Regions from separate parts of the Homo sapiens genome. Here region 1 is linked to region 2. Evidence: read pairs that join two places in POLR2A ChIA-PET (ENCODE). Cell type or tissue: CD4-positive, alpha-beta T cell. All regions are shown on one strand. Links, peaks and the distances in the headings refer to the core of each region. The heading gives the core; the rest is flanking DNA. Region 1 has its middle 23 kb from the start of LINC02323. Region 2 overlaps TECPR2 (tectonin beta-propeller repeat containing 2).

What was found. Peaks named below come from ENCODE experiments on the same cell type or tissue, not always from the same donor. Only the 100,000 strongest peaks of a DNase experiment are listed, where the experiment ranks them.
Region 1: POLR2A ChIA-PET joins it to region 2 with 5 read pairs; 2 of 35 experiments call an interaction of 5 or more read pairs at or near these places.

What each region holds. Positions count from the first base shown.
Region 1 is chr14:102,565,941-102,570,327 of GRCh38, reverse strand. No RefSeq gene overlaps it. Among named protein-coding and RNA genes, the nearest start is that of LINC02323, 23 kb to the right of the region's middle. RefSeq lists an enhancer at 1-342. In CD4-positive, alpha-beta T cell, for the core only: no CTCF peak of the experiment used is centred there; a DNase peak (open chromatin) is centred at 2,037; H3K4me3 peaks cover 368 bases; H3K27ac peaks cover 452 bases.
Region 2 is chr14:102,382,481-102,386,867 of GRCh38, reverse strand. All of the region lies in intron 2 of TECPR2 (tectonin beta-propeller repeat containing 2), which reads right to left. The region is part of intron 1 of LOC124903389 (a long non-coding RNA gene); the gene reads left to right. Among named protein-coding and RNA genes, the nearest start is that of TECPR2, 22 kb to the right of the region's middle. In CD4-positive, alpha-beta T cell, for the core only: no CTCF peak of the experiment used is centred there; no DNase peak of the experiment used is centred there.

The sequences.
Region 1 (4,387 bases), core at 171-4,170, 180 kb before region 2:
GTGGGCACGTCACGAGGTCAAGAGATCGAAACCATCCTGGCCAAAATGGTGAAACCCCGTCTCTACTAAAAATACAAAAATTAGCTGGGCATGGTGGTGCACACCTGTAGTCCCAGCTACTCGGGAGGCTGAGGCCGGAGAATCTCTTGAACCCAGGAGGTGGAGGTTGCAGTGAGCCGAGATCGCGCCATTGCGCTCCAGCCTGGGTGACAGAGCGAGACTCCGTCTCAAAAAAAAAAAAAAAAATAAGAGGGGCGTGGTGGTGTGCACCTATAATCCCAGCTACTCAGGTGGCTGAGGCAGGAGAATCGCTTGAGCCTGGGAGGCTGAGGTTGCAGTAAGCCGAGATCGGGCCACTGTTATCCACTATGGGTGACAGAGCCAGACCGTGTCTCAAAAACAAACGGCCAGGCGCGGTGGCTCATGCCTGTAATCCCAGCACTTTGGGAGGCAGAGGTGGGCGGATCACCAGGTCAGGAGTTCGAGACCAGCCTGGCCAACATGGTGAAACCCCGTCTCTACTAAAAATACAAAAAAAATTAGCTGGGCATAGTGGTGTGCGCCTATAGTGCCAGCTACTCAGGAGGCTGAGGCAGGAGAATCGCTTGAAACAGGGAGGCAGAGGTTGCAGTGAGCCAAGATCGCACCATTGCACTCCAGCCTGGGCGACAGAGTGAGACTCCGTCTCAAAAAAAAATAAAAATTAAAATTAAAAAAACCCTAAGGACAAGATTCACAGAACTTCAACCCCTGGGGTAGGGCATGGAAGTGCCATACGTGTTCCCTATAGCTGTATTTATAGTTCTATAGCTATAGCTCTCTTTATCTGTATCCTCCTTTGTAATATGTATGAGGCTTGACTCTGAGACCTAACACACTCAACAGTCTTTTTTTTTTTTTTTTGAGACAGAGTCTCACTCTGCTGCCCAGGCTGGAGTCCAATGGCATGGCCCGATCTCGGCTCACTGCAACCTCTGCCTCCTGGGTTCAAGTGATTCTTCTGCCTCAGCCTCCCCAGTAGCTGGGAGTACAGGCACACGCCACCATGCCTGACTAATTTTGTGTTTTTAGTAGAGATGGGGTTTCACCGTGTTGGCCAGGCTGCTCTTGAACTCCTGACCTTAGATAATGATCCGCCTGCCTCGGCCTCCCAAAGTGCTGGGATTACAGGCATGAGCCACCACGCCTGGCCCATTCTTTTATTTTTGAGACAGGGTCTGGCTGTATCGCCCGGGCTGGAGTGTAGTGGCTCGATCTCAGCTCACTGAAGCCTCCACCTCCCAGACTCAAGTGATCCTCCAGCCTCGGCCTCCCGAGTAGCTGGGATTAGAGGAGTGCACCACCACGCCGTGCCAGTTTTTGTATTTTTTGTAGAGACCGTGTTTTTCCAAGTTGCCCAGGCTGTCTCGAACTCCTGAGGTCAAGCAATCCACCAGCCTAGGCTTCCCAAAGTGCTGGAATTACAGGCATGAGCCACTGCGCCTGGCCACACCCAACATTCTATCCAAAGACTGTAACAAGGGCTATGGGAACTAAGAGCCAGGAACCAAGGATGAAACCCAAAATATATATATAACACCACAGATGTCTCCATCTGTATCCATTACAATGAACCAGTAAATGTAAGGAAGTGTGTCTTCGTGTTCTGTGAGCTGCCCCAGTAAATTAACAGAACCCAAAGAGGGGGATGTGGGAACCCCAACTTGAAGCTTGTAGGTCACAAGTTCCAGGGGCCCCAACGTGGGACTGGTGTGTGGGGCTGTGACGGGGGAGGCTTGGGGAGTGCGCCCTCACTCCATGGGATCTGATGCTATCTCCAGTTAGCCTCAGAACTGGACTAGGGGACGCTCAACTGGCTCTTCTGCTTGGTGTATGGGGAAAACTCCACAAATTTGGCCACAGAAGCTTTCTTCTGTGTTGATGATTGTGGTGGTGGTATGAGAGGAGAGGACAAACAGGGTTTGAGAGACTTTCCGGAAACACTGCTTCAGATCCTGGAGGTGCAGAGGAAGAGGCAAGAAGCCACGGAGGTTGTGCTCCTCCCCAACTGGGGTAGGCTCCTCCCCTTCCAACTCAAGCCACCACCAGGTGATTTAAAGGGCCAGTGCCCTGCCCCCACTACTTTTTTTTCCTTTTTGGGAGCCAGACATTAAAGATCAGAACATTCGGCCAGGCACTATGACTCACACCTATAATACCAGCACTTTGGGAGGCCAAGGGAGATGGATCACCTGAGACCAGGAGTTCAACAGCCTCCTGGCTAACATGGTGAAACCCCCGTCTCTACTAAAAATACAAAAATTAGCCAGGAGTGGTGGTAGGCGCCTGTAATCCCAGTTACTAGAGAGGGTGAGGCAGGAGAATTGCTGCAACCTGGGAGGTGGAGGTTGCAGTGAACCGAGATTGCGCCACTGCACTCCAGCCTGGGACACAAAGCGAGACCTTGTCTCCAAAACAACAAAAAAAAAAGATTAGAAACTCAAAAAAAAACTGCACATACAAGGAAAATTAGAAAGTGACTGCGCAGTGCATGGCCAGAGAAAGGCACAGACTCAGAAAAGCTAGAGGGTTCATTAAGATGGTATTTCAGGCTGATCTTTGGCACAGAGACAGCTTACAAAAACAATAAACACAAATGCAAACAAACAAAAACAATAACAAAAAACTCCATGGAGCCCGTCGGGTGGCTCACGCCTGTAATCTCAGCACTGTGGGAGGCTGAGGTGGGCGGATCTGCAGGATCACCTGAGGTCGGGAGTTTGAGACCAGCCTGGCCAACGTGGAGAAACCCCATCTCTACTAAAAATACAAAATTAGCCAGATGTGGTGGCGCATGCCTGTAATCCCAGCTACTTGGGAGGCTGAGGCAGGAGAATGGCTTGAACCCGGGAGGCGGAGGCTGTGGTGAGCTGAGATCATGCCACTGCACTCCAGCCTGGGCAACAAGAGTGAAACTCCATCTCAAAAAAACAAAAAACAAAAAAACAAAAACAAAAACAAAAAACCATGGAGAAAGACAAGAATCGGCCGGGCGAAGTGGCTCATGCCTGTAATCCCAGCACTTTGGGAGGCCGAGGCAGGCAGATCACGAGGTCAGGAGTTCGAGCTACTTGAGAGACTGAGGTGAGATGGTGGCTTGAGCCCAGAAAACAGGGGTTGCAGTGAGCTGAGATTGCGCCACTGCACTCCAGCCTGGGCAATAGAGCCAAACCCACCAAACCCTGTCCCAAAAAAGAAAAAAATAAATAAATTTACAAATTAGCTGTACATGGTGGTACACAGCTGTAATCCCAGCTTCTCAGAAGGCTGAGGTAGGAAAATCACTGGAGTCCAGGAATTTGAGGCAGCAGTGAGCTATGATCACGTCACTGCACCCTAGCCTGGGTGACAGAGGGAACCCTGTCTCATAAGAAAAAAAAAAAACAAACAGGCTGGGCACAGTGGCTCACGCCTGTAATCCCAGCACTTTGGGAGGCCGAGGCAGGCGGATCACGAGGTCAGGAAATTGAGACCATCTTGGCTAACACAGTGAAACCCTGTCTCTATTAAAAATACAAAAAAAAAGAAAATTAGCCTGGCGTGGTGGCAGGCGCCTGTAGTCCCAGCTACTTGGGAGGCTGAGACAGGAGAATGGCATGAACCCTGGAGGTGGAGCTTGCAGTGAGCCGAGATCACCCACTGCACTCCAGCCTGGGCAACAGAGCGAGACTCTGTCTCAAAAAAGAAAAGAAAAAAAACAACAAAAAAAGAAAATTTCGCTAAAAGGATTCGAAGGTAGATTCGAGGAGGCAGAAGAATCAGTGAACTTGAAGAAAGGACAGTGGGGCTGGGCATAGTGGCTCATGCCTGTAATCCCAGAACTTTGGGAGGCCAAGGCGGGTGGATCACTTGAGGCCAGGAATTTGAGACCAGCCTGGTTAACATGGTGAAACCCCGTCTCTATTACAAATATAAAAATTAGCTGGGCGTGGTGATGGGCGCCTATAATCCCAGCTACTCAAGAGGCTGCGGCAGGAGAATCGCTTGAACCTGGGAGGCGGAGTTTGCAGTGAGCTGAGATCTCAACACTGCACTCCAGCCTGGGCAACAGGGTGAGACTCCATCTCAAAAAAAAAATTAGCCAGGCTTGGTGGCACAGGCCCCACCTACTTGAGGGGCCTAGGTGGATGATCATTTGAGCCTGGGAGGTCAAGGCTACAGTGAGCTGTGGTCACACCTCTGCACTCCAGCGTAGGCAACAGAGCGGGAAACTGTATCTCAAAAACAAAACAAAACAAAAAATTTTTAAAAAGTCACAAGAGACATAGGACATTATATAGTAACAAAAGGTTTAACACCGCAAGAAAATATAACAATTCTATACATTTATGGACTGTGATGACTATTT
Region 2 (4,387 bases), core at 165-4,164:
CCAAATGATTCTAAGACCCAGCCAGCTCTCATGATGAAAATGACAACAACAACAACATAAATATTTAATTCATCTCTGGGGTTAAACCACTAATAACTGGCAGCCAAAGCTCAAAACAAATCTTTGTGTTGCTGTGTTTATGCGTGTAATATGTACCAAAAATTTCTAGTAATTCCTCAGTAAAGTTAAAAAAATACGTAATTCCCTTTCACTCTTCCTCCCTCAGCCCATCCCAATCTTAATCCCTACCTAGAGTTAAGTAATCATGTGAAAATTCCTTCAGACCTTTTCCTATGTGTTTACATATAGGTATACAGCTTTGTTTCCAAGCTCTAAATCTTCTACCTCTAAATTCTACATTCTTGCCAAAAAAAAAATTTTCACTTTATTTTATTTTTGAGACAGAGTCTTGCTCTGTCGCCCAGGCTGTAGTGCAGTGGCGCAATCTCTACTCACTGCAACCTCCACCTCCTGGGTTCAAGCAATTCTCCAGCCTCAGTCTCCTGAGTAGCTGGGATTACAGGTGCCCGCCACCACACCCGGGTAATTTTTATATTTTTAGTAGAGATGGGGTTTTGCCATGTTGCTCAGGCTGCTCTCAAACTCCTGAGCTCAAAATGATCTGCCTGCCTCGGCCTACCAAAGTGCTGGGATTATAGGCGTGAGCCACCGTGCCTGGACAAGAAATTTATTTTATACCTCCCTTGTGATTCTCCACAATTATAAGTTTGATATCCTATATATAATGGGCGCTCAAAAAATGCTGTTGATACTCAGGGCTACCAAGTATGGATTTTGGCCCCAGCAAAATACATTTTTTTTCCAAATGTTAATATTTTAGATTTAAAAAGTTTTTGTAGGTACACAGCAGGCATATGCATGTATGGGTGAAATACATTTAAAGGATAACTAGCTAAATTTTTTTTTTTTTTGAGGCAGGGTCTCACTTTGATGCCCAGGTTAGGGTGCAGTGGCTCGATCTCGGCTCACTACGACCTCGACCTCCTGGGCTCAAATGATCCTCCCACCTGAGCCTCCTGAGTAGCTGGGACTACAGGTACACGCCATCACGCCTGAATAATTTTTGTATTCTTTCGTAGAGATGGGGGTCTTGCTGTATTGCCAAGGCTAGTCTCGAACTCCTGAGCTCAAGCTATCTGTCCGCCTCGGCCTCCCAAAGTGCTGGGATTACAGGTGTGTGCCACTATGCCTGGACTAGCTAAAATCTTTACATGGGATTCTCCCAGAGTCCCCTTCTATGGTGCTGGATCCAGTAATTTGTACCAGCTTCCCTCAATCTCTGGTACAGCCTGTGGATGCTGCTCCCTCAAACTCTGGTAGAGCCTGTGGATGCTGTTCCACCAAACTCTGGTAGAGCCTGTGGATGCTGTTCTACCATGTCACAGTCCTTCAAAGCTCACGTGACTTATCATATCTGCTATGGTTTAGATGTGGTTTGTCTTTGCCAAAATTTATGTTGAAGTCTGATCCCCAAAGTGGCAGTGCTGGGAGGTGGGGCCTAGTAGGAGGTGTTTGGGCCATGGGGGTAGATCCCTCATGAATAGATTAATGCCCTCCTCATGGGTGAATGAGTGCTCACTCTCCAAGGACTGGATTAGTTTCCAAGACAGCAGGTTGTTAAAAAGAGTCTGGCTTCCTTGCACGAGGATGGCACACAAATTTGTGAAGCACTCCATACTAAAAGAAAAAGAGCCGGGTGCCGTGGCTCATGCCTGTAATTCCAGCACTTTGGGAGGGTGAGGCATGTGGATCACCTGAGGTCAGGAGTTTGAGACCAGCCTGGCCAACATGGTGAAACCCTGTCTCTACTAAACATACAAAAATTAGCCAGATGTGGTGGCGCACACCTGTAGTCCTGGCCACTCGGAAGGCTGAGGCAGGAGAATTGCTGGAACCTAGGAGGCAGAGGTCGCAGTGAGCCGAGATTGCACCACTGCACTCCAGCCAGGGCAACAAGAGTGAAACTCTGTCTCAAAAAAAAAAAAAAAAAAAAAAAAAAAGGAAAGGAAAAGAAAATGAGTCTGGCATCCTTGGTTCCTGTCTTGCTTCCTCTCTTGCCATGTGACCATGTGAGATATAGATATATATATATACACACACATACATATACATATATATGTGTATATATATATACACACACACACACATATATATATATATATTTTTTTTTGAGGTGGTGTCTTGCTCCATCACCCAGGCTGGAGTGCAGTGGTGCAGTCTTGGCTCACTGCAATCTCCGCCTCCCGGGTTCAAGTGATTCTCCTGCCTTAGCCTCCTGAGTAGCTGGGATTACAGGCATGGGCCACCATGCCTGGCTAATTTTTCTATTTTTAGTAGAGATGGGGTTTCACCATGTTGTCCAGGCTGATCTCAAACTCCTGACCTCGTGATCCGCCTGTCTTGGCCTCCTGAAGTGCTGGGATTACAGGCCTGAGCCACCATGCCCGGCCTACCATGTGATCTCTTGATACACACCTGGTCCCCTTCCAATTCCCACCATGAGTGGAAGCAGCATGAGGTCCCCACCAGATGCAGCTGCCCAATCTTGGACTTTCCAGCTACAGAATTGTGGGCCAAATAAACCTCTTTAAAAAAATTAAAAATAGTAAAAAAATAAAAACAACTTCCGGCCGGATGCAGTGGCTCACACCCGTAATCCCAGCACTTTGGGAGGCCGAGGCAGGTGGATCACCTGGGGTCGGGAGTTCGAGACCAGCCTGGCCAACACGGAGAAACCCTGTCTCTACTAAAAATACAAAATTAGCCAGATGGGGTGGCACATGCCTGTAATCCCAGCTACTCAGGAGATTGAGGCAGAAGAATCGCTTGAATCGGGAGGCAGAGTTTGCAGTGAGCCGAGGTTGCGCCACTGCACTCCAGGCTAGGCAACAAGAGCGAAACTCCATCTCAAAAAAAAAAAAAAAGAACAACTACTAGTCTTAGGTATTCTGTTAAAGGAAAACGAAACAAAGATAATATGATAGAGAACTAATTATTGGTTAAACTGTAAAAATGGCCATCAGATGTAATTTGTAGTTTCATTCTGGGGAGCAATAAACTTCAACTTTAGTATTTGTTTTTTAGTTTGGTGACTGAAAATATTTAAATAGTTATACAGTTTTTCTAAAAGACAATACGGGACCGGGCGCAGTGGCTCATGCTTGTAATCCCAGCACTTTAGGAGGCCGAGGCAAGTGGATCACTTGCGATCAGGAGTTTGAATCCAGCCTGGCCAACATGGTAAAACCCTGTCTCTACTAAAAATACAAAAAGTAGCCAGGCATGGTGGCGGGCACCTGTAATTCCAGCTACTCAGGAGGCTGAAGCAGGAGAATCACTTGAACCCAGGAGGCGGAGATTGCAGTGGGCTGAGATCGCTCCACTGCACTCCAGCCTGGGAGACAGAGTGAGACTCTGCCTCAAAAAAAAAAACAAAAAAAACAAAAAAGACAATACAATGGTGATCAATGAGACACATGTGCTTTATAAAAGAAAACTGGGTTGTAACTGCAACCTGAGTAAGGAGTCCAAATTCCGCTAACGCATATAAACCTTACTGCCAGAGGTTACTTAATAGTGAATTAAAACCCAAGGAGCTAGCAAAACTACTCTGTAGAAGTCAAAACTACTCTGTGTTAGAAGTCAGAATAGTTACCTTGGGGAGGGGTAATGATTAGGAGGTAGCACAAGAGAATCTTCTGGGGTGCTGGAAATGTTCTGTATCTTGAACTGGGTGATTAAACAGGCATACACATATAAATTCATCACATGGTACTATTAAGATTTGCAGGCTGGGCACAGTGGCTCACGCCTGTCATCCCAGCACTTTGGGAGGCCGAGGTGGATGGATCACCTGAAGTCTGGCGTTCGAGACCAGCCTGGCCAACGTGGTGAAACCCCATCTCTACTAAAAATACAAAAAATTAGCTGGGCGTGGTGGCAGGCGCCTGTAATCCCAGCTACTTGGGAGGCTGAGGCAAGAATCACTTGAACCCGGGGGACGGAGGTTGCAGTGAGCCGAGATCGCACCATTGCACTCCAGCCTGGGCAACAAGAGCAAAACTCCGTCTCGAAAAAAAAAAAGATTTGCAAACTTTGTGTAAATTATATTTTAAAGAAAAGTGAAAAAACAAAGTAAAACACAAGGGCCTGGAAAGCTTAGTCTACTCTAAATGTGTTGAGGTATGTTTTCTAACTCAGGACATGGTCTATATTGATGAATGTTCCATGTGCACTTGCAAAGAATGTATATTCAGCTGAGTGTTCTATAAATGTGAATTAGACCAAGTTGGCTGATGGTGTTGTTCAGTTCTTCTACATCCTGTTGGTTTTCTGTCTACTACTTCTATTATTGAGAGAGGAATAC